3 separate regions of the Mus musculus genome follow, and all the other regions are linked to region 1. Evidence: chromatin loops called from intact Hi-C (ENCODE). Cell type or tissue: left cerebral cortex. All regions are shown on one strand.

What was found. Peaks named below come from ENCODE experiments on the same cell type or tissue, not always from the same donor. Only the 100,000 strongest peaks of a DNase experiment are listed, where the experiment ranks them.
Region 2: a loop joins it to region 1, with 1.8 times the contacts of the local background. A loop is called at or near these places in 2 of 42 quality-filtered maps.
Region 3: a loop joins it to region 1, with 1.8 times the contacts of the local background. A loop is called at or near these places in 5 of 42 quality-filtered maps.

What each region holds. Positions count from the first base shown.
Region 1 is chr1:34,376,476-34,384,475 of GRCm38, reverse strand. No RefSeq gene overlaps it. Among named protein-coding and RNA genes, the nearest start is that of Mir5103, 53 kb to the left of the region's middle. In left cerebral cortex, no CTCF peak of the experiment used is centred here; a DNase peak (open chromatin) is centred at 4,907.
Region 2 is chr1:34,326,834-34,334,833 of GRCm38, reverse strand. No RefSeq gene overlaps it. Among named protein-coding and RNA genes, the nearest start is that of Mir5103, 100 kb to the left of the region's middle. In left cerebral cortex, no CTCF peak of the experiment used is centred here; DNase peaks (open chromatin) are centred at 2,871 and 3,180.
Region 3 is chr1:34,311,435-34,319,434 of GRCm38, reverse strand. No RefSeq gene overlaps it. Among named protein-coding and RNA genes, the nearest start is that of Mir5103, 120 kb to the left of the region's middle. In left cerebral cortex, no CTCF peak of the experiment used is centred here; no DNase peak of the experiment used is centred here.

The sequences.
Region 1 (8,000 bases):
ATCCTTCTAGAGCTAGCTCTCCAATGGCATGGATAGCATCCATCAATCAGTACCTCATCTTCTTTTGGCTAGTGGAGTCAGCCAACCAAAGACAGCAGTGGAAGCTAAAAGGATAGGAGGGAAATGAGCCTAAGACATAACGTCTCTGCTTTCCTCCCAGTTAGCTGATGGCTGCCATTGGCAGTCTTCTCTCTCCAGACACTTTCTCTGGGCTCTTTGCTCTCCTAGCAGTAATTGTTTCCATTACTTCCTGGTTTCTAACCCCCCGCCCCCACACTTTAGAATTTGTGCCTTTACACTGTGGGTGGGTTTTTAAGTTTTTATTTAAAATTTTTATTTATTTTGATGCATGTGTATGAATGGTTTGCTGCATGAATGTAAGAGCACCATGTGATTTTTTTTCAGAAGTCCTGGGGCTGGAGTTATGAATGGTTGTACCATGTGGCAACCCAGGTCCTCTCTAAAAGCAATACGTGCCCTTAATGGTTGAGCCATCTCTCCAGCCCAAACACTGTGGCTTCATATTTCCTAGTCACGTCATGTGACTTGCTGGGATCCTGACACATGCAGAATCATAATGTGCTCTGAATAACGCACTGAATGGTCACATGTGACTTGGGGTAGACCCAGAAAGAGACAAGGCAGGGAGAAAGACAGTGGAACGGAAGTGAGGACACACACACATTTTTCTCTGTTCAGATGTGCCCCATGCTGAATCCACATGAAGATGTTAAGTGTGTGCTTGGGGAGGAAGATTCATCTTTAGAGATGGAGGCTTAGGATCTCTCACCACATGCCACCAAGTCATTCTAGCATTGAATGCAGAAGAAGGAGAATTCCAAGTATAAGGCTAGCCTGTGCTACATAGGATGACTACTTCTTATTCACAAAATGCTGCCGCTGCTGCCACCACTACAGGAAAAAAAGAAAGAGAGAAAGGAAGAGAGGGGAGGAGAGAAGGGGGAGGGAAGAAGGAAAGGAGGGAGGAAGTGAGAGAGGAAGAAAAGGGAGAGGAGAGGGAGGGAGAGAGGAAGGAAGGGAGGGAGGAAGGAAAAACAAATGCACTTCCTGGTTATGGGTGAGAACTCAAGAACAGGTCTCTTAAGATAAAACTCAAAATTTAGCTATTTGCTACAACACTTGAGGAGACATATCTGTAGCCAGAGCAGTTTCCAGGGAGTTGGGTTGTAGATATCAAGTCCTTGAGAATTCCACAGTGAAGAAAAAGAGGCTACGGAGGCAGGTAAGGAGACCTGCAGCCAGTCAGGTGGTAGAGAAAGACCAAGTGTCTTAGTCAGGGTTTCTATTCCTGCACAAACATCATGACCAAAAAGCAAGTTGGGGAGGAAAGGGTTTATTCAGCTTACATTTCCATGTTGCTGTTCATCACCAAAGGAAGTCAGGACTGGAACTCAAGCAGGTCAGAAAGCAGGAGCTGATGCAGAGGCCATGGAGGGATGTTCTTTACTGGCTTGCTTCCCCTGGCTTGCTCAGCTTGCTTTCTTATAGAACCCAAGACTACCAGCCCAGGGATGGCACCACCCACAAGGGGCCCTCCCTCCTTGATCACTAATTGAGAAAATGCCCCACAGCTGGATCTCATGGAGGCATTTCCTCACCTGAAGCTCCTTTCTCTGTGATAACCCCAGCTGTGTCAAGTTGACACAAAACCAGCCAGTACAGATGCCAGGGAAGAACCAGAAGAGAGAAAGCATAGAGGAGTTTTTCACTTTAATCTTTTGAGACAGGGATGCCTGTAACCCAGGCTGGCCTTGAACTCCTGATCTTCCTGCCTTCACTTCCCAAGTTCTAGGATTGCAAGAGTTCTCCATCAAGGGAGGATTTTTAGATGAGACAAATGTGAGAGACTCTGCATTCAGAGGGGTAATTTTTCAGAGAACAACAGTTTCTGGCAAAGAGGACAAGAGGACCCCAGTAGGTTACAGTTGGTTAGACAGGATCATACCCATAACCTGCAGGGAGACATTGAGGCTACATGAACATGTGGATAACTCTTGGAGACATGAGCACCAAGTTAAGACATTTTACCACCTCACATTTCTGAAAAAGTCAATAAGCTGGGGCTTTTATGAGGGTTGAGTCACGAGGGTTTTGACAGTGACACGAGAAAAGATAAAAGGCAAAGCTTGTATAACCGAAGAACCAAGAGTGGAGGTGTGCAGTGCCCAAAGCCAGGGTGTGGTAGTGCAGGCCTTTAATCCCAGCACTTGGGAGGCAGAAGCAGGCAGACTTCTGAGTTCAAGGCCAGCTTATTCTACAGAGCAAGTTCCAGGACAGTCAGGGCTACACAGAGAAACCCTGTCTTGGAAAACAAAAACCAAGCAAGCCAAGGGACTTTAACAACTAAGCGACAACAGATGAATACAAATAACCAGACCAGGGGAAGACAATGCTTACCTTCACCCGCCCTTGTGCCCTGCCCCAAAACGGGTCTTACTGAAAGTTACCAAACTGTCAGTTGAGAGGAGGAGGTAGTGGGAAGAAACTACACTGGTGTCAAGTACACAGATGTGATATGTGACATTTTGTGGACTGTGAGTCATCTAAAACAAATTGAAGTCAGAGAAGAGTGAAATGGTATATCATTAAACTGTAAACATACATAGAGTAACAGTATACTGCACACACACACACCACTTAATTACTAAAGATTAAACCCAGGATCTCACGGAAGCTCCTTACATCTGAGCTAGCTTCCTAGACTGGGCATGGTTCTATTGCTGCAATGCTGAAAAGCGAGCCCAGGTCCTTGGGGGTGCTAGACCTGTGCTCTGCCACTCAGCTATGCTCCCAACCCTGTATACTTTTTAAAAAATTAAATATATTTTAATGAGATTTCTCATTCTTTTATGGTGTTATAAATTCTGTGGTCTTGCTACATCATTTCCCCCTTAAAACAGAGAGCTATTGGTTTAGGGATTAGTAGTCAACACCTGCATTGCAATGTGAGAATGAAGGGCAGAGGATTGTGTGTTTGAGTTCATAACTTGCGTTAAAACAGCAAGTGTAAGATCTACCTGGTCTACATAACAAGACCTAGTCTCAAAAACAAAACAAAACACAGCGAGAAAACAAAAAGCAAAATTAAACAAAATAGAAAACATTTAGGCTCTTTTCAAAATGTTTTTCTACTCACCAACGTTACAATGAGGAGCCTTATACATACACTACTTTAATGGCTGTCTATAGATAGGACACCTGTACTCAGAGTGGCTGGGCAGAAAGCACATGTAGTTATTATCTGATACCATGCCAATTTCTTTCTACCTCTACAACAGAACGTTCTAAAATGTTTCATGGTTTGTTTGGTGGAAAGTATTCCATATATTGCACTTTTTAAAAATTGGTCATTTCCCTGTCTGAACAGCTGCTAAACTGTTTGTTGGCTGGCACATTATTTAATATTCCTAGAAGCAGAAAGACTGCAGTGAACCTTATTGAGGGAAAGAAAGAAAGAAAGACAGAAAGAAAGAAAGAAAGAAAGAAAGAAAGAAAGAGAGAAAGAGAGAGAGAGAGAGAGAGAAAGAAAGAAAGAAAGAAAGAAAGAAAGAAAGAAAGAAAGAAGGAAAGAAAGAAAAAACTGCATTAGTTTGGCTTTGTTTAGCCATGAGTTTTAGTGCTGGTAGATGTCGTTAGGTTCAACAAGGTGTTTCTAAACATAAATACATGAAAATAATACTATGTATTGGGTTAGCAAAAATGTTGTGAACAAGGGGCTCATGAGAAACTAATCGTGTATGTTCCTGAAGCACAATAACTCATAATGTTCACAGTGATTCTACTGATTGTAAGAGTTGCAATTATTTCCCAATAATCATTGAGTTTTAGAATGCATACACACGTAAATCTATACCTCTCAACAGTACTCATCCCTTCCCCCCCGCTCCTCCATATCCCCATGTGCACGTGCCCATATAACCATAAAACTGTTCATAATTTACAAGGTCAGTTTTATGGTTGTATTTACTTACATCACATGTTTGTGTGATTTAATTAAACAGGGATCAGGTATAAAGTTAAAAGTTAGCTAAAATGGATGACAGGAATAAACACCTGAATCCAGGTGTTACCTACCATCTGGTCTACGCCCTCTGCCCCTCCCACCCTGAGCAGATGGCATCTGCTCAAACAGAACCCATGTGGTGGGGAAGAATGGAGTGACCACATGGTTGTTACTCCAAGGAGAAACGGGGAGTACGCTTTCACTTCATTCTTGAGATATTTATCTAGGGATAGTGCAAGCCCCTGGCCTGACTTACAAAGACATGCTTGGAGCCCTTGGTTAGTAGATCTACAGAATTTTCAACGAGACAGTTACTTATATTTTTTGGTGTCACGTAAGATATACAAGTCACTTTGGGCAACCACAACAAAGCTCACCTTAATCAAGCGTGGCTAGGATTGTCCCCAGATGAGTGGGAATCTTAAAATGAGAGGTCTTTTGGCAATTCTTAGATGAAATTATCGACAGCTATATTTTAAAGGGGGGCTGAAAGTTGTATTTTAAAAAGCAGCTTCCACCCGAGCTGATGATGTATGCCTTTAATCCCAGCACTCTGGAGGCAGAGGCAGGTGGATCTTTCTGAGTTTGATGCCAGTCTGGTCTACAAAGCAGGTTCCAGGACAGCCAAGGCTATGCAGAGAAATCCTGACCCCACCCCCCCAAAAAAAAACCAGCTTCCAGATTGGAAGCCACATTTCAGCATCCCAGGTCATCAAATCTCAGGTGGCTGCTTTCTAAATCCCAACAGCAACAGCTTTACACAATGGCACGAGACAAAGGCTCCTCTGGCCCACGGTCTTCAGTGACAGCTATTTGACTTCAGCAGTAGATACGAATCTGTGACCTACATGCAAATCATGCCTGGTGACGCAAACTGCACACTGTGGAGGAGGCTGGGAATGAAAGCATCCAATCTGACAAGCGATAGATTTACCACTCCTGGGGCAGTAAGCGGTTAGCATTGCCAGGGCCGGGGAGCCGTATTGTGCATGGTGTGTACAGTGATATTTTGTTGACCTTTCAGAGTCCTGTGAGTAATTCCGCTTGTGTGAGCTCAAGCGCTCTGAAACTGCACTAATATATATATTGGAAGGGCTATCTGGGGACCGCCCCACCTGGGGATCTATCCTGTCTGCAGACACCAAACGCCCGGTACTGTTGCCGTTGCCAAGAGGCTCTTGCTGACAGGAACCTGGTGTGGCGGTTCCCTGGGAGGTTCTGCCAGCACCTGACCAATGCAGATGCAGATGCTTGCAGCCAACCATCTGACTGAGCTTGGGGACCCCCGGTGGGGGACCTGGCAAAAAGACTGGAGGAGCAGAGGGGATTGCAACCCCATAGGAAGAACGATGTTGGCTGGCCAGACCACCCAGTGCTCCGAGGTACTAGACCAACCAAGTACAGTACAGGGAAGGATGGCTGCAGATACATATGTAGCAGAGGATGGCGTTGTCACTAATGGGAGGGGAGGCCCTTGGTCCTGTGGAGATTTGATGCCCCAGTGATACTGGAGGGGTGGGGCAGGAGTGGGTGAGAAAGCACCCGGTTAAGGGCAAAGAGGAGGGGGAAGAGGAAAAATGGGATGGTGGGTTGTGGAGGGGAAACCAAAAAGGGTGTTATCATTTGAAATGTAAATGAATGGAATGATTAATAAAAAATTAAAAAGAAAAAAAAACAAATAAATACGTATTTACTTTATTTTATATGTATGAATGTTTGTCTGCATATATGTATGCATACTACATGTGTGCCTGGTGCCCAAGGAAGGCAGAAGAGAGTATGAGGACCCCTGGAACTGGTTGTGAGCCTCTATGTAGGGGCTGGGAATCAAACCTGGGTCCTCTGCAAGAGCAATAAGAGCTCTAAAGCATGGCATCTTCGCTCCAGCCCCAAAAGATTCCTGTGCGTACCACTGGTTATTCCAAGTGCTCGTCTCTATGTGAAACAAGAGGTTTTTTTTCATTATCTCTATCGTCCAATGATCATATCTGAAATGTCAGATGGACCTGTTGATCTTAGAGAGACCCTACAAGGCAGTGCTTATAGGCTGAAGTGAGTTGAGAAACAAATTCTCTGCTCTTCTCATCCCCTTGGCTCTCTGTCTGGTACGGCTTAAATTGTGACTTTCCTCCCCCATTCTGCATTAGTTCTTCGTCTCATTGCAGCAGCAACAAGTCTGGCAAAAGACAATTAAGAAAGAACGGTTTATTTCTGCTTGTAGTGGCCGAGGTAGCTGCTTTCTTGTTCTGATCTTAACCTGATTCCATTTTATGTCTTCTCAGGGATTTTTCTACCTCTCAAACCTGTAGTTCTTTTCATGGCCCTGACCATGCCCAGAGGAACAACCAAAACATCTGTTGAATGCTTAGCCAAAACAAAGGTCACCCGGTTCCCCTGACCGACACCTGGCAATGACATCATTTCATTTCTTGCCTTTATAAATGATGTACTCCTGAGCTTGGTGCCAAGAGTTCTTTGGGGGCAAGAGCCTGCTCTCAATCACCTGCTAATAAAAGACTCGACTTTGGCTTTATATGCACACTGGTCTGTAGCTTTCTCAATTGGGTTCTAACAACAGGGCTATAGTTCATCATGGAAGAGAAGGTATGAGAGGAATCGCAGAGGAAACAGCCGGTCATGCTGTGTCCAGAGTCAGGAAGAGACCGAAATATTCACGTCATTGTCTCCTTTTTCTTCAGTCCGGGTCCCCATCCTACGGAATGTTACGGCCCACAGTTAGAGTGGGTCATCCTACTTCAGACAAGGTAATCTCGACATGATCACAGACTTGTTTCCACGGTGATCCTAAATTTCATCAAGCTGACCAGGGAAACTCACAATCACACACTCCAGAATGCCAATCCCCAACACCATTGTGTTCGGAGACAGGGATTTTAAGAAGCGGTTGAAGTAAAATAATATACGTGTCTTAGTTACTTTTCTATTACTGTGCTGGGTCACCAAGGCAATTTACAAAAGAAAGTGTTTAAAGGATTTGACAGATTCAGAGAATGAGAGTGGCTGACCATCTCTCATGGTTATAAGAGATGGTATAGCATGGTAGCAGGCAGGTAGGCAGGCATGGTGCTTAAGCAGTTGCTGAGAGCTCACATCTGATCAAGCTCTGAGGCATGAATCAGAGAGAGAGAGAGAGAGAGAGAGAGAGAGAGAGAGAGAGAGAGAGAGAGAGAGAGAGAGAGAGAGAGAGAGAGAGAGAGAGAGAGAGAGAGAGAGAGAGAGAGAGAGAGAGAGAGAGAGAGAGAGAGAGAGAGAGAGAGAGAGAGAGAGAGAGAACTAACTGAAAATGGTATGGATTTCTAAAACTTTAAAGTCCACCCCCAGAGACACACCTTCTTTAACAAGACCACACCTCCTTATCCTTCCAAAAAGTCCCAGCACCTGGGGATTAAGTATTCCAACCTGAGAACATGGGGGCTGTTTGTATCCAATCAACCACAGCAAGGAAGTGTTGTAAGCTAGAAGCTTCTTGACCTTCTAAAACAATGATTCTCGCTCGACCTGTGAGTCATGACTCCTTTAGGAGTTGAACAACCCTTTCATAGGGCTCACCTAAGACCATTGGAAAACACAAGCATTTACATTATGATTCATAATAGTAGCAAGATTACAGTTATGAAGTAGCAACAAAAATAATTTTGTGGTCTGGGATCGCCATTACATGAAGAACTGTATTAAAGGGTCTCAGTATAAGGAAGGTGGAGAACCACTGTTCTAAGAGACGATCTCTCCCTGGTGTCCTCTCCTTTTCCTTACTCCTACTCCCTCCATTGATAAACCTCTTTTACACCAGATCTCTTGCATGGCATAATTTCTCAGGGCTACCCCTTGGCATGGGCTGCCAAAAGTACTAGATCTCTTGCTGCATATTTCGTAACAGCTGGAGCTCTGGTGTAGTCTCCACTCCTGCATGGAGGCTGCTGTTCTTCATTATTCTGATTAAAGGAGTCCATTGTGT
Region 2 (8,000 bases), 50 kb after region 1:
GTGTGAGACACGCCTCTCCTAGGCCTATAAAGCAGCACCAGTTCTGGGCTCGGGGTCTCTTCCCCTCTACAATCAAGCTCTCCCAATAAACCTGTGCAGAAGGATCCTGTTGCAGCGTCGTTCTTCCTGGCCAGTCGAGCGCGTGCAAGAATTTCCTAATGATATTAAGCTGAGTAGATATGTAGCCCAACTGCCTTCAAATATTTATATTTATACCCTTAGAGTACTGTTGTTATCTGATCTTTTTGCAGTGGGCAATGGTTCGTGCAGAGACCCACCACTAGGCAAAAAAGACAAAAAAAGGGATGGGCTGTTGAGTGTGCAGCCCTAATCAGGACATCTGTATTGCCTCCTCCAAGATCTAGGGAGCGTGATGCGAAATGGAGAAAGAAAGATTTTTAAGAGCGGAAGAATAGTGAGAGTCCTATAATACACTTTCTTCTAGACGTGATATGGCTGACATGATCGTGAACACACACCAGCTATTGCTGCGTGTACAAGACCTACACAAAAACAGTAAGACGTGAAGGGAGGATGGGGACTCATGGGAAGTAGGAAAGGCCCCGTAGAGAGGGAAAGAGATGGTAACAGAATGAAGATGTTCACAACACATCGCTTACACGTGTGACGTTGCCAATATTTAAATTTAAGAAACGATAAAGAAAAAACCCCCCAAAACTATAAAGATATAATGAGAGGCCAGATTCCCCCCCAACATTGGAGGTGGTTACTCTAATAGCAATTCAGAGGAGAGGGCCTGAAACCAATTCCCACAGCTCACCGAAATCTTCAGGATTTTAGTTGGCCTAACTCTCTAGGCCACTTCACCTTAATTAGAGACTAAGCTAACCTAGATGCCCATTCTAACATTTTGTGTTCTTCCCCTGCATCGTTCTCTCTGCCCGGAAGTTCCACTGCCCACTTCCAGTTACAGATAATGGCCAACAGATCTTTATTACAACCAATTAGTAGCAAGATGACCTCTGATACAATTCTAGAGTGCCTTTAGGCAGGCGAGGAAGGATGAATATTTGCAAAACAGAAACCCTGGTGATGGGTGATAGAAATGACAATAACCAAAATCCTGCTAGCATTTAGCACTTAGTTCTGTAGATTTAACAATTGAAAATACAGAAGCACACCTTCATACAATGTGAAAAGAAAGGAAAAGAAAAAGAAAAAGAAGAGAAAAGAAAGGAAAAGAAAAGAAAGGTTCTCTCAACAGAAGATTAAGTTATGCTCAATCCCCAAGACATAAGTAGGCAGGGCAAGGGGACCAGAGAGGATCTAAAAGGGAACCTGACTCACTGTGGCTGCACACATCTTCTCATGGGTGTCTTGAATGACCCTCTCATTCAGACCAGCAGCAGAGCACAGGTATTCTGTGCCTGACAACCCAGCGTTTTCAAACATCAAATCCTCAGGAGGCTCACCTGAAGGATGCTTTTTGTCAGTCTGTTTATCTCTTTGCTATCACTTCCATAATCGTACCCAAGGGTGCTAACACACAGTGAGACAAACCAATGGGGAAAAGATCCATAGGTCAGACAAAAAAATTAAATATTCTCTTGAACATCATTAGGCTCGATATCCTTAAGTACACTCTCGAGAACTACTTTGAAAAGATCTTAGAGACTATGCTGTAGAAATCACGTGTGAAATGGAACAGCACCTTTATATGGTGAGCTGGTGAATGACAGCCACTGCATCGATTATTTTCCATTCATGCTAGGGACTTAAGTTTCATAAAATATGCAAATTTTTTAAACTAAAGAGAGACAGATGAAGTGAGCAGATATAAACTGAAAAAGGCAAGTAAGCACGAAATCACACGGCACAGCCCTCCTTAGCTATGAGACTTGAATATAGTTTGCTCAGGAGAGTTCGCTTCTTATTTGTTCATCTTTGTATTTATGTTTATATGCATGTGGCTGCATGCATGCCACTCTCCTAATGCCATGTATGTCTTGGGGATTGAGCTCGAGTTTTCAGACTTGGCAGCAAGAGCCATCACCCGCTGAGCCATCTCTCTGGCCCAAGAGAGGTCGTTTCTAAGTTAATCTTCTTTTCAATCACAAATGAAGAACAGTTACAAACTTTACTGCTAGTTGCATATAGTTCACATTAAAGTCTATAATTCAGACTCTTTTAAGGGAGTTATTACAGAGTATAGGAAAACAGAAAAAGAAAAAGGCAGATATCTGGCTTTAAACATTGATAGGGAAGTTCTTTGTTTTTTTAAATATGGTTTTAAAAGTATTTTTAAAGATATTTATTTATTTATTTATTTATTTATTTATTTATTTAGTATTTTGTATATGAGGGTCCTACCTCCATGTACGTATGTGTATCACCTGCTTGCCTTGGGCCCTCAAAGACCAGAAGAAGGGCTTCAGAGTCCCTGGGACTGGAGTTCAATATGATTGCAAGCTCCGTGTGGGTGCTGGGAATTGAACCATGGTCTTCTGCAAGAGCAATAAGCGCTCTTAACCACTGAGCCAACTCACCAGTCCAGATAGGGGAGTTTTCAAAATGTACTGAACATATACAGGGACCCATAGTTGGGAGTGCTGGGCTACTGTGGGCTTTGTTTGTGGCTAACATAGCACAGAGCACCAAGTTAGGCACAGGGGACAGTGATCCTATGAACTGCCCATGTCTTCTTACACATCTGGTGGGTGTCATCTTCCTTTCTTTCAAACAGATGAAATTGGCTCCTCATATGGAACTGATAGAAAGTCAAAGACTGAGCCCAGTGCGGTAAGAAACTGTTAAAGGATTAGCACTGGCTTTGCTGGAAGAGTAATTATGCTGAGTTACAGACACATCTGCCACACACCCACTAAATTATCAGAGAGGCCAGATTTCCCCCACGGCCTCCTTCTTGGATGTTTTTCAATTTCCAAATATGATACAGTGCTCCAGTTAGTGCTTACAAGCATTTTTCCTCAAAGAAACTTAAAATAAATCTTAGAAGAAGTGAAATGTTTCTTGGAGACTCCCCTTCTTCTCCAGTTGCCCAGCGGGGAACAAAGTAATATTCTCTGTAGCATTTGTTTGTACTTTTCAAAGTTCTCGATGGGCATTGCTCTGATAAATACCAGGTCATGTGCATTAATTCATCTGGTAAAGGACAATAATGTTAGCAAGCTTCTTTCAGCTCTGCCGAGAGGAGTCTACAAAGCCATGACAGGGTAGCTTCATGTCTGCCAACTCGTTCCTTAAATGGGATTTGATGGCTGGTGTGTGCCAGTCATGGCTTTAAGCTGTGAGAAGTGGGTAGAGAGATGGCTCGTTCAGTGGTTAAGGGGAGCAGCTGCTCTCCCAGAGGACCTGAATTGATTCCCAGTGCCCGTAGGGCACTCACCACTGCCTGTAAGTCCAATTGCAGAGGAACTAGATGCCTTCTTCTGGCCTGCAAGGTCATCAGGCACACATATGGTCCACTGATGTGCATGAAGGTAAAACACCCATACACTTAAAATAGTAAAATAAAATTTAAAAATGAGAACAAGCCATGAGAAGGCAGCAGTATGAAAATCACCGTCCTCCTATGGCTCTCAACCCCCAGAACCCAGCAGGATCCTCTTACAAGTCTCCATCCAGTTATAGATCCATTGATACCTAGCAGTGTATGAAACTTGGGTGTGCAAAGGTTTTGAGATGCATCAATGCGGAATGGTACTTAAGTAAACGATAGAAATGGCAAGAGACCCAAACTATGGTTTAATTTTCTCAATTCAGAAAAGTTACCATTTCAAATATGGGGAAATTTTATCTGCTTACAATACAGAAAAGCAACCACCCCATGGCCCTCTTTAGTATTTCTCAAGGAAGAGAGTGAACTTCCCTTAGCTATGAAGTGAGGACATCAAAGTGTTCCTCCTATCCAAGCACAGCACACAGACTCATCCCATGTAAAAGTATCACATCAAAGTATTCTTCATATCTAGGCGTGGCACACAGACTCATCTTGCACAGGAAGTATCATGTGTGTTTTCACTAAAATGCTCGCACCAAGTCCTAGTAAGAGATCCTATAGTAGTGGGAGGTTTGCGTCTAGAATCACAAGTTTTGGTGTCTAGGGCTGCAAACCCAGTCCCTCCTCCTCCACTGTGTCTTGTTCTTGAGGATCACAGCTCACGTGAATGTTAAGATCTTAGTGTCAAGAAATAACCAGAAGAACAGTTTCCTTTTCCGCTGAACTGCCGGAGATGCTCGCCACCTGACCGCAGAGAGAAGGAGAGGGACACAGAAACCAGCTGCACTACTTTGTACTTTGCCTGGGGTTTTCAGCTCTTCCTAATTCACCAGATGCTGTCTGTGCCCTCAATGTCCGATCCTACCTGCCCTTGGGGGGTTGGAGGTGAAGTGGTGTGGAATCCAAACACACAGACTCCAAGAGCATGTGCAACAAGCTCACCTGAACGCTGCTCCAAGCTCCTTTAATACCCTCCACCTGTGCCCCATGGGTCCCAAGAAAGCACGTCTTCTAAACAGCAGTTCCTGATTGGCTGCCATTGTCAGCAATCCTTGGTCTCTCAGGCAGTCTTCAATTTGAGCCTCCTGGAGGAGAATGCCTTTGTGGCTGTGCAGCCCCCAGCAGTTTCATAGAAGTGGCCACTGCCATTCTTCCCGCAACCAGACAACCTTCAGGGATGACAGAGGTAGGGCACTAACTGGAAAACCTCAGAGACGCGTAACTCAGGATGGTTCTACCTTCTAAGTGCATAGATCATCGAAACCTGTATGTGGAAGGGTCTTTGTTAGGGGGGTGTGACTAAGGCAGAGAGAATAAACGTGATAAATGAGACTTTTCCTTTGGGAGAAAATCTTGTTTCTATCCACATCATCTCAAGGTAGTAATGTACACCAACTTGGAAAACTCCTTTAGCTCTGCTGTTACTTCTCATATTTCTCATAAAGCAAAACGTTAAAAAATTAATTAAGCTATAACTACATCTTTTTTCCCACCTTCTCTTCCGTCCTATGTCTCTTCCCCCTTCCAAATTCATAGCTTTCTCTAGCCATTGTTGTTACATATATGTATAAGCAAACATAAATGTAGCCGGCTGAGTCTTTTCAGTGTTTTCTGCCTGTATATATTTCTAGGGACGACCACTTGGTACTGGATCACCCATCAAGGGCTCATCCCTGGGAAGACTAATGTTTCCTCAGTTACTTGTTGACTGCTTACAGCTCTTCATTTAGAGGTAGGGACCCATGAGATTTCCTCAATTCATGTTAGGGTATCAACTGTTGTTGGAATTACCCAGGTCTTGTTTAGGCAGTATTATTGTTGAGATTTGATGGGTGTGGCTTCCCTGACTAGTTAGAAGGCGCAATCTCATGGCAGGTCCTCTCTGTCTCTGACTTTAATAAAATTGTTCTTCTGTTTCTATTCTCCTAGATTCTCCTTAATTACTAAAACATTTACCAGGTCACACAGTTAGCATTATGGCTTTTCATTTTCTTAGGAACCCTGGTAGAGACACAATGAAACTCCTTTGTATACATTTTAATTTAAAGACAACATTTTTCTTAGCATTAGGGATGCACCATGGCAGACCATGTTCAGGTTCGCAGAAGCCCTGCACACTCTACCACCCTCTCCAAAACCCTTTCTGGGAGAACGCTTTTTCGTGTCCATAGCTGACAATAGAAATGACCATCTGCTGAGTGGACTTAACTGCTCCCAGGAACCACCCTAAGCGTCTATGCTGAAGCCACCCTCGCAGGGACAATCTGGCTGTCTGGACTGAGAGATGTAAATCACGTCAAAGTTCTGTCTTGGCCTATGATCTGGCCATTGCCTGTTGGTCTGTCATCTTTACACCAAAGGAGCCTGATGTCCATCTTCTTCAGGACACAGCAGCTCAGGCCCTGTCCTCCTGCCTGTTGCTTGTAAGCTTTCTTCAATTCACCCCCCCCCCCCACCCCCCAGAGCTGGAATTCTAGATAAGCTCTGCAGGAGGTGCTGGAGAGCAGCTCCCGTGCCAAGTGGCTCTGACTTGCAGTGTGTGTCAAGGACCCGGTTGCAAGGTTGCAACCACAATCTTTTACGGTTTTAGAAAGGAATCCTGCTAAGCGGCCAAAAGGAGTCATTTGGTGTCAGGTGGGTGAGATCACCTTATCAGTGTAAAAAGCTAATGACAAGTGAAGAATTACAAAACCCTCTCAGACATTACTTAAAAGATGAGAGCGTTCTCAGCGTTCACCAAAAGATGAAACCCTATGCTAAACTTCAGGGGGAGCCAGTTGCTCACACCCATATTCAGCCCCACAACCACTTACATACGAGAAATGCTAATTGGACTCAGCAGAATATATAAATGTGTGTGTGTGTGTGTGTGTGTGTGTGTGTGTGTGTGTGTGTGTGTGTGTGTGTAAAACAATGATAAAGGACAACATACATTTTAGAAGGGAATGTAGATGGGCTTGAAGGCATGAGGGAGGGATATGATGAAAATACATTGTACTTGTGTATAAAATTCTCATAAATAAATAGAATAGGTTTATTGCTATCCCCAGAGTATAATGGAGGGGAACAAGTATTCTCAATGCATACGAGTCTGATTAATATGGTGGTGGTTGAAAGTGTACTGTAAACAATTCCTTCTGAAGTTAACTAACAATCAAAGATACAGCCTTGGAACGGCTAATTTAACCAAGGAACCATCTTCCTTAGTTCACTGATGTCAATTCATGCAGACCAATGTTAACTCTAAAAAACCCAACCAACCAACCAACCAACCAACCAAAACCAGCAAGGCAACCACAAGCAGACCTGACAGGGTTCCAACCGCCATCCTAAATAGTTGACTTTAAGGTTGCTCATCCATCCCTCTATTGCAGACAGCAGCTAACCCAGAGAGAAGCGCCCAGCTCTCCACAGTTCTTACATCTGATGGGGTATAAACTCTCCATGGTTCTTGTGTCTGGTGGATATAGGCAGGCAGCTTTATTTTTTCTCATAAATTAGATGCTCTTACCACAGCTGTTCTTCTTCTAGTCCTGGGCATGAGCCTTAAGTACCATGGCAACCTGGTTACTTCTTATCCACTTTTCCTTCCCATCCAAATCACATAGATGTGGCCAAGCTCTGGCCCTGTGACTTACTTCTGGGGAGTGGGGAGTTCTGTTGGCTCTCTGGGTCTTTGCTCCATTTCCCTTGATGGCCAGCAGGACTGTGTAATATTTGGTACTGTGTGCCATAACTGAGAAGCCAAAAAAGCTCCTACTGCGGGCTTTCCATGATAAAGCTCTGGTTCGTAAATTGTCTATAAAACATCATAAAGGGAATTCCTTTTAGACTGTACCAAGAGCAGTTTCCAGGTTATGTAGAGGTTTAGAGTTGTCCCCAAGTCTGAAGGATGCTCGAAACACAGTGTGACTGAGCAGAAGCAACATCAAAATTAACCACAACCGACACCATAGAGCCAGCCCTGATCCAGGCTTAAATATTGACCAAACAAGACACGCCCTCGTTTGTGTGGTGGGAGCCAAGTCTGCAAAGTGGGTCGCCCCATAGTGGAAACCTCCACAGTCTGCCCTCTGCTCCTGCCCTGCTGGCTGCTCCCGTCCTGTGTGCTTGATACATTTGTCTTTTTCTACTCTGAATAAAACCCAGCACTCCGATATAAAAGCCTGCTTGCCTTTGCCAGCCCATCTCCCAGCCTATTGAGGCCCTTGGGTTTTTGAGAAGGAGGTATTTGGCTAACAACACTGTAGAGCTGCTAAGTCACACATGTGTTAAAACCTCAAGAGCCGTTCTTCCCCAAAGTAAGCTTTTAGGGAACAGCAGCTGAGCAAGGCGACCTTGGCAAAGGCAGGGGAGTGACTGGGTGCCAAGTTCAAGAGGTCAAGAGCTATGCAGCACATACCACCCCTTTATGGAAGGCCCTGTTAAGGGGCAATCATACTCTAAGGAGAGTTAAGCAGGGAATCCTGCACAGAAGAAAGTTCCATATGAGAGACAAATAAAGTAAGCAAGCGAGCGG
Region 3 (8,000 bases), 65 kb after region 1:
TGCCAGACCTGAGACGTTTAAATGCCAGATTTAAAACTCAGTGGAAAGCCCTGTCAACATAACAGATTACGTGGAAAATGGTACCAGAGCTGGATGACAAGGGAGGAGAATTGGACCATGCAGTAAAGGTCAGTTGGAAATTGAAAATGATGTCAGTGGAATTAAGGGTTTTCTGGGACACCAGGAAAAGACAAAATCTTCAAGTTATGGACACAGAAAGAGAAGAATAGCTTATCAACCACATAGAAAACACTTTCAACGAAATCATAGAAGAAGAAAAATAACCCAAAAATCTAGAGAAAGAGACGCCGGGTAAGTACAGGAAGGTTACAGATCACTAATTAGACTTTACAAAAAATGAAACTCCCATAACATGTTATGCTTAAAACACAAAAATGAATCCTCCCCAAATGCTTTGGTCATGGGGTATCGTGACAATAAAATCCCAAAGTAAGACTTAAATTTGTACCAAGTGTGGGGTATTGCTGTGACAGCTGCAGAAGTGTAGCTGGACCCTGGAAGATAAGCTGTGTAAGATGCAGAGGGCAGAGCCAGAGAAGTGGCCCATGCCCTTTGGAGGAGCCCAGAAGATCAGAACCCATCTCTGGTCCTCACTGGGCACACCTGGAGCTGAGCCCTTGTCTCCAGGATGCTCAGGCTGGTATCTACATGGGTCCATCAGTATTTTCAGAAACCAGGTCATAGAAATGCAATATTAAGCAGAGTTCCAGTTTAGGGACTAAGAAGGCAACATACCCAGTTTAAAAAATACAATATGTTTTGTTAAGTTTTAATTTTAGGGAGACGAAGACTAATATTTAGCCTAGAATGCTCTGTTTGCTATCTTGACCATACCTGTACTATTTCCCTCCAAGTGTTTAGGTGAAATTCTAATTTAGCCTCATGCCCAGTAGAGAGAGACACAGAGAGAGAGAGAGAGAGAGAGAGAGAGAGAGAGAGAGAGAGAGAGAGAGAGAGAGAGAGAGGGAGAGAGAGAGAATACAGATCATGAAGAATCAGGTAATTAATTAATTAAGCAAATGCATCCCCAAAAGTGGGATTGAGCTAGCTGACAGGGAAGCCCCAAAGCACCTTAAATGTAGATTTTTCAGAGAACTTAAGATCACAATGTCTAAAGAATCTAAAGACCACAATGCTCGTCTACTAGCTTAGGAGCTCCCAACATTTGATTGGTCAGGCAGGGCTAATATCCAAATCTAATTTTCTCCCAGAGCATCCCACATTCATAGCATTAAAAAAAAGTCTGGAAATTTTTTGTGAAGTTGAGACTATAAATCTGACAGTAGACCAAACACCTGTATGGCCTCTCATGCTCTGGTGCACACTCTAGCAGGGTTATGTCTGTGTGCACAGGCTCACATTCAGAGAACACCGCATTGTGCTCTTCAGAAATCTGAAGGGCACAAACACCCCGTGCTGTCCCATGCACTCTGAAGTGCATCCAGGGGCTTTTAATAAATGATGAGGTAATGCCCCAAGGGGGTCTCACAGCAACTATAAAACAGCTCACCCATGATTGGACGTTAATCTATAAACAACTACCAAGACGGAGTTTTGCATAGTTTATAAAAACCACCCATCCACATTTAGTTTTTACGGATCCTAGAGAAGAGCCAAAAGAATAGTGGGAGTTATTTTGAAGATTCTGACTCCTCTCTCCCTACCCACCTGATTAGTATTCTAATCTGTATTTTTGCAGCCTCTGTGCTAGGAATCATGTTTTCTTCTCACTCAACACGTTGAGGTAGAAGGAACGCCATATTGCCGATCAGATATCACCTACAAGTGATATTGCGGGAATCCTTCTGGAGTAAGCTCTTTGACACCAATGAGAGGGGAAGAGAGGAGATGCCATCGGTGAACTGAAGCCAGGACAGCTCCTGAAAGGCTTCAATCCCAGGCCCAGTTTGTATTCTCATTGCATACGTTAAAACCTCAAGGTAGAGGTAGGCGAGCATGTGAGGTTTTACCTAGGCGAATGTGTCTGTCAGCAGGCTGTTATTTCTCCAGGTTATTCTGTAGCAAGTGACGTCACACCTGGCAAACAGGCATTACAAGCAGGGCTTTAAGGCACACTAAATAAATCAATAGACCAGTAATTAATTTTTTTCTGCCATATTCTACCTCACTGGGGCTCTGAGAATTACATATCCCAGACTCCTTACTAAGCAGAGAAGCCCGTTTAATAACACCATCAGTGGAGATCTGGCTACCAGTGGCTCAGGCAGCGCCAACTGTCTAGGGCAACAGTGTTTCCAGATTGTGTTACTTTTGTTCAAGGCAGTATCTTCTTCAGGCTTCTTGCCTCGCTTCTAATTTGAATGCAAGGATCACTCTTCATCCTGTGTCACCCATGAACAGAAATACAACTCAAAAAAATACAACTCATCTAATTTATGCAAACTGTCTTCATGTGGGAGTTTAATGTTGGGAGAGATTAGAAAACAAACAAACAAACAAACACAAACCAGGAAAGCTGGGCTTGGTGGTAAACTCCTTTGATCCCTTGCATTTGGGAGGCAGAGACAGGCAGGTATCTTTGAAATGTAAGGTCAGTCTGCTCTACACAGCGGGGTTCCAGGCTAGCCAAAACTACACAGCAAGGTTTTGTCTCAAACAAAAAAGCAAAAAGCAGGAAGGTTTCATGAGGCCACAGGAAGGCAACGGGAGAAGGAGAGTTTTGGCATGTGGTGCAGATTCAAAATGTGAAGTGGATTTGTGCTCAGCTTCATGGAGAAATCCTTGGCTTTGGTGGATAATATGTAAATGCTATTTAGGATTAGACTGAATTCTGGTTCTGTGGCTTGTGGGAGCCACCTTATGCCAAGAGTCAGCAGTCTTGGCTTATGATTACTGACCTCCTATCTGAGACACCGTTCTCAAGTCTCTCAATGTCAAGAATGGCCTTGATCTTCTTTCTATCAGACTGAAAATGATTCCCAAATTAGATATATAATGGTCAGTGCCAGAGGTAGAGTGAGTGATGGTGAACAATGAACACACTGAACAATGGGGCACATTGAACAATGGTATTGTGGGCAGGTATTAGGGCGGAATCATTACCGTTACATTCTAGTACATTTAGAATTCAAGTATGAAAGTAAATGGAACCAGAACTGTGGCTTCAGGAATGTCACCATGTCCCTTTACTTCCCCCTGGGAGAAATATCAAATACGAGTCTTTTCCATCAAATAGGATAAAACTTGTGTTCAGGACAAGGAATTAAAATCTTTTCATCTCCCCCTCCTGACACACACCTGGTAAGACTTTAATGCAAATGTTTTAATGTTTAATCCTCCCTATCTAGTAAAGCCTTCGTTCACTCAAAGGGCCACTGCTCTACTGCTCTGTTGCAGGAATTGGATGGCTTGCAGCAGTGACGCTTTCCCCTCTTCTTCTTCCTTTCCAGTGCACCGATTCTTTTTAGACCAGCCAGCTGAATAATATTGTGAGGTCTGACCCCAGCCGCCAATGGAGGAAAGACGCAGCCACCATCTTCCTTAGAATAAAAATCAAATCCATACTCCCTGTCTCTGTGCATTGCACTTCTCAGTGCACCCTCTCAATCAAGAGTACATTTTGTCCTGTATAGACACTTCGATTAAAATGGAGGGCTACTTCTCTTTGACTCCTGATAGATCACTGGAGCTGTAGAACAGGGTTCCTCTGAGATGACAGATGACCTCGGCCAGCACAGAAAGGGAACTCTGTTGGGACAGCCTGTCTTCCCAGTCTCTCTCACCCTGGGCAAACAAGCTCAGGAATTGTTGACTTGCAACAATTTCCTCGTGCTCAAGTCCCACACCCTGCCCCTGTAAAGGGTCACAGTCAGCTTTTTCCCCTGGCAGAGACCTTAATTGCCCATGGAAGAGAGGCTGCTGCCTTGCTGTGTGTGCTAATAAGCCTAGTCCAACTGGTTATGGGGTGGAAAACCAAACACTGAGATGTCACGAGGTAAATTTTATTTTATGGCTGGGCCACACTTCGTCTCCTCAGAAGTAGGAGGATGAAGCAGCCCTGACCAAAAGCGGGGGAAACTTTTTAACACGTGAGCAAGTGATTTAGAACGTGGAATTTTGTAATCAGTTCACAGAACAAACCATGAAACAATGAAAAGAACTTATGATATGTGAATCACAGGAGTATAGAGAAAGAACAAGTTAAAAAAAAAAAAACCAACAACAACAACGACCAAGTTGACTAGCTGGGGACATGATTTCAGGGAGAAAGACACCATAAGAAACAATATCAGAACAAATCAAACATTCTGCTTAACTGAGGAAGGAAAAATGGAGTTGGCTGTCCCTTAACACCAGTCTGTTTTAGGTCAGACTCTGGTCTCCTTCCCTCCTGCTCTGCGTCAAAATGTTTCCTGGGAAGATGTAACACAAACATCAACTCGACCCAAACAGGGAGCCCACGACAGATAACACCAAAGTCCAACTTGGTGAACTGAGTTTTATGGCGGTTACTCACAGGCATATGGGTAAAAGGGTTACTCACAGGTATGTGAGAGATAACTTACAGGTATATGGGTAAGGAGTTACTCACAGCTATATGGGTGAGGAGTTACTCACAGGTATATGGGTGAGGGTATATTTACAGTTATGTAGGTGAGGGGTAACTTACAGGTATATGGGTGAGGGGTCACTCACAGGTCTATGAGTGAGGAGTTACTCACAGCTATATGGATGAGGAGTTACTCACAGGTATATGGGTGAGGGTATATTTACAGTTATGTAGGTGAGGGGTAACTTACAGGTATAAGGGTTATTTATAGGAGCACAATGACTCAAAGATAGCTATGTCACCAAAGGCTACCCCAACGTGGATGACAGCTCACAAAAGATGGGAATCTGGAGCACGGCTTGCAGGCAGCTCAATAGGTTGGAAAGCGGTTTTTTTCCAAGTAACTTAGTTGGTCTAAGCGTCTTCCAGGCAGCTGGTCTAGTATCAGTCTTCACTATATTTTAGTGGCTCTTCTGAGAAGGACTCTCAGCTTTTGTATCTTACTCTGCCTGTTCTGGAAGGGCCTAGTGATTCTGGTCAGTTTCAGGGACTTCCTGAAGCTATTTTGAGTTGTTTACTTTCCTGTTTAAAGAATGTCTCTGCAGGATAGAATGGTTTTTTTTTGTTTGTTTGTTTGTTTTTAAGATTTACCTATTTATTATATGTAAGTACACTGTAGCTGTCTTCAGACACTCCAGAAGAGGGAGTCAGATCTTGTTACAGATGGCTGTGAGCCACCATGTGGTTGCTGGGATTTGAACTCTGGACCTTCGGAAGAACAGTCGGGTGCTCTTACCCACTGAGCCATCTCACCAGCCCCGATAGAATGTTTTAATCCCAGAGGAAATTGCTTTGCAACATTTTCTGAAAGTCTTCAACCACATTATACATTGGAGGATCGTACCATATCTGAGAAAAGCCCAACCAGGAACATTGAAACACAGATGGACACCAGTATTGTTAAGGTCCCACCTTAACGGGGCCTGAGATGTTAAAAGAACTGGAAAAAAATCCTGGAAGAAATTCACATGCAAACTGTTAAGTAGCTGTGCAGCCATTAGCAGGCCTGCGAGGGTTAGGGATGAACCCCTGTTTCCTGAAAAGAATCAGCTTTGCCCCTACCAAGATTTAAAACACCATATGAAGAGGTTATCAGAGCTTTGTCAAGGTCCAGGAGAGGGAAGAGATTTCCTGTTAGAAGGAAGGAAAGGATTCTACCTCTAGCTCTGGGGGGAGACATGACTGATATTCTAAGTTGTCCCAAATATTGTAGTGTTCTTCTCCTTAAGAGTTCATCCAACTGGGCTTCCCAATCACTGGGCCAGGAGAGGGCCCTTCAGAAAAGCACACAAACCTGAAGAAATGCTGAGGTATTGGGAGCATTCATCATCAGAATGAGATAATGTATTTATATTTATAGATACACCAGAAGACACACTGCCCCTCCCCCATGACAGGATCAGTATCAGGACTGGTAAGACCAAGTTCTAGGCACAATGAGATTTATTTGTCCTAGGGGGACAAAGGGTAGGGAATTAGAGACAAAGACATGAGATTAGGGAGAAGGGGAAGGGAACAAGGGAGAGGGACAAGAGGTATTTGTCTCAGAGGGAGATAAAAGGCAGCCTCTTGATAGGAGACAGACATGGTCCATAGGCAAATGGCAGTTTATAACGGTAAACAGGGAACCCCATATTAGGATGAGGTTCATCATTTTAATTGGGCATGTTAATTAGGTGAGCCAATGGGGGTTTGGATTGTTGAACTTCAATACTCTGATAGCTGGACCTTAGTCAGCTTTAGTAGTCAGCCTTAGGAGGAGACAGTGGCCAAATAAGGGAACAGACCTTGGTGGCTAGCTTTAGGAATGTAATCTAACTGTTTTTAGCAAGGCATAGGGAATGCGGGAGAAGGGCAAGGCCTGCCAAAGCCATGTTTGTCATGCTCTGGCTGGCTAGTCTCTTTACCCTCTACTCCCTTGGGGCTGTTATCTGTTGATCTTCACCAAATCAGCCTAGTTTTCTAAGTCAGAAAGTGTAACTTGTCCTCATCCCGGCCCTTTGTCGATGTCACTTGTCTGTTGCTCGGGAGATACACCGCGGCCAAGGCAACTCTTCTAAAAGCATTTCATTGGGGTGTGCTAACACTTTTAGAGCTTTAGTCCATTTCCATCAGGATGGGAAGCATGGTAGCAGGTATGGCCCAGGAGCACAAGCTGAGAGCTACATTCTGATCCAAAGCTGGAGTGGGGAGACACTGGGCTTGGAGTGAGCTTTTGAAACTTCCAAGCCCACTCCCAGGGACAGTTTCTCCAACAAGACCACATGTCTCCTCTCAAATACTGCCACTTCCCCGTGACTGAACATTCAAACTATGAGCCCATGGGGGCCATTTTTCTTCAAACCACCACACCCCTCCATCTGTTTTTTGAATACTTGCCGACATCTTAAGCATTCTTGCCTCTACACTCCAGACAAGTTCACTTTCTCTGCTGTACTGCTTGCCAACTTCCATTGCTGACCTTTCGTGTTTTCCTGGACCCTAATGCAAAGGGTTCCTCTTCTCCATTTTCCTCTGCAGAGCAGCTAACATTTATAGCTTGACTTCCCCTTGTTTTTTTTTTCCCCCACAAACTTTACTACAATGGTCAGTTTCCTTCTCAGTCCATTGAAATTCCCTCACCAACAAGACAAAGTTCCTACAGAAAGGAACCCTAATTTCCTGTAACAGAACCTTTAAAACTCTTTATTCAGATAGGCTAGCAAGAAGCCTGGAGACCAACGGCAGAGAGGTTAGATTCCAAAATCATGGGAACTAAACCTCCTTCTCCTTACCCCAGGGCAAAGTAACTTTAGTTTTAAGAATAGCAACAATCTACAAGAGTATTTTATTTTTACTTTGGGAAATATTTGGAAGATTTCTTAACCTCAAAATGACTTTAGTTTTCAATAAAGGAGAATAAAGGAATTATGTGAAATTCCTTTCAAGAGTTGGGGTGCAGCTCATTCCTGGGGTGATCGTCTACCACATGTGAGACAAGGGGATGGGGAGGGGGGAGGGAGGGAGGACCTTCCTAAGTATCCGAAGCTCATCAGGAAGCTCTGAGGATACAGTTGGTAGCCTTTACTTTTGAGTCATGGATGTGCCAATATAGACCCCAATGAATTTTGGTTCACTAAATCAGATTCGAGTGGAATTTCTCTGGTCTGCCCTTCATCCTTTATCTAGGGTGAATAGATGGCTAGTTACTTCTCCCTAAGAATAGTCCCAGGACAGAGGACAGAGGAGGGAGGAAGTTGGGGACAGAAGGATAGGAGGAGTTTCCTTTGTGCATACAGTTTTGCATATTAATTTAGCATATCAGAAGGAGCAGCAAGGGGGGAAAAAAGAACCCTATTTTGTTGGTTCTCATTCTAACCACTCAACCTCTATCTCCTAATTGGCATGCATTGTGTTGTTGCCAGTTCTA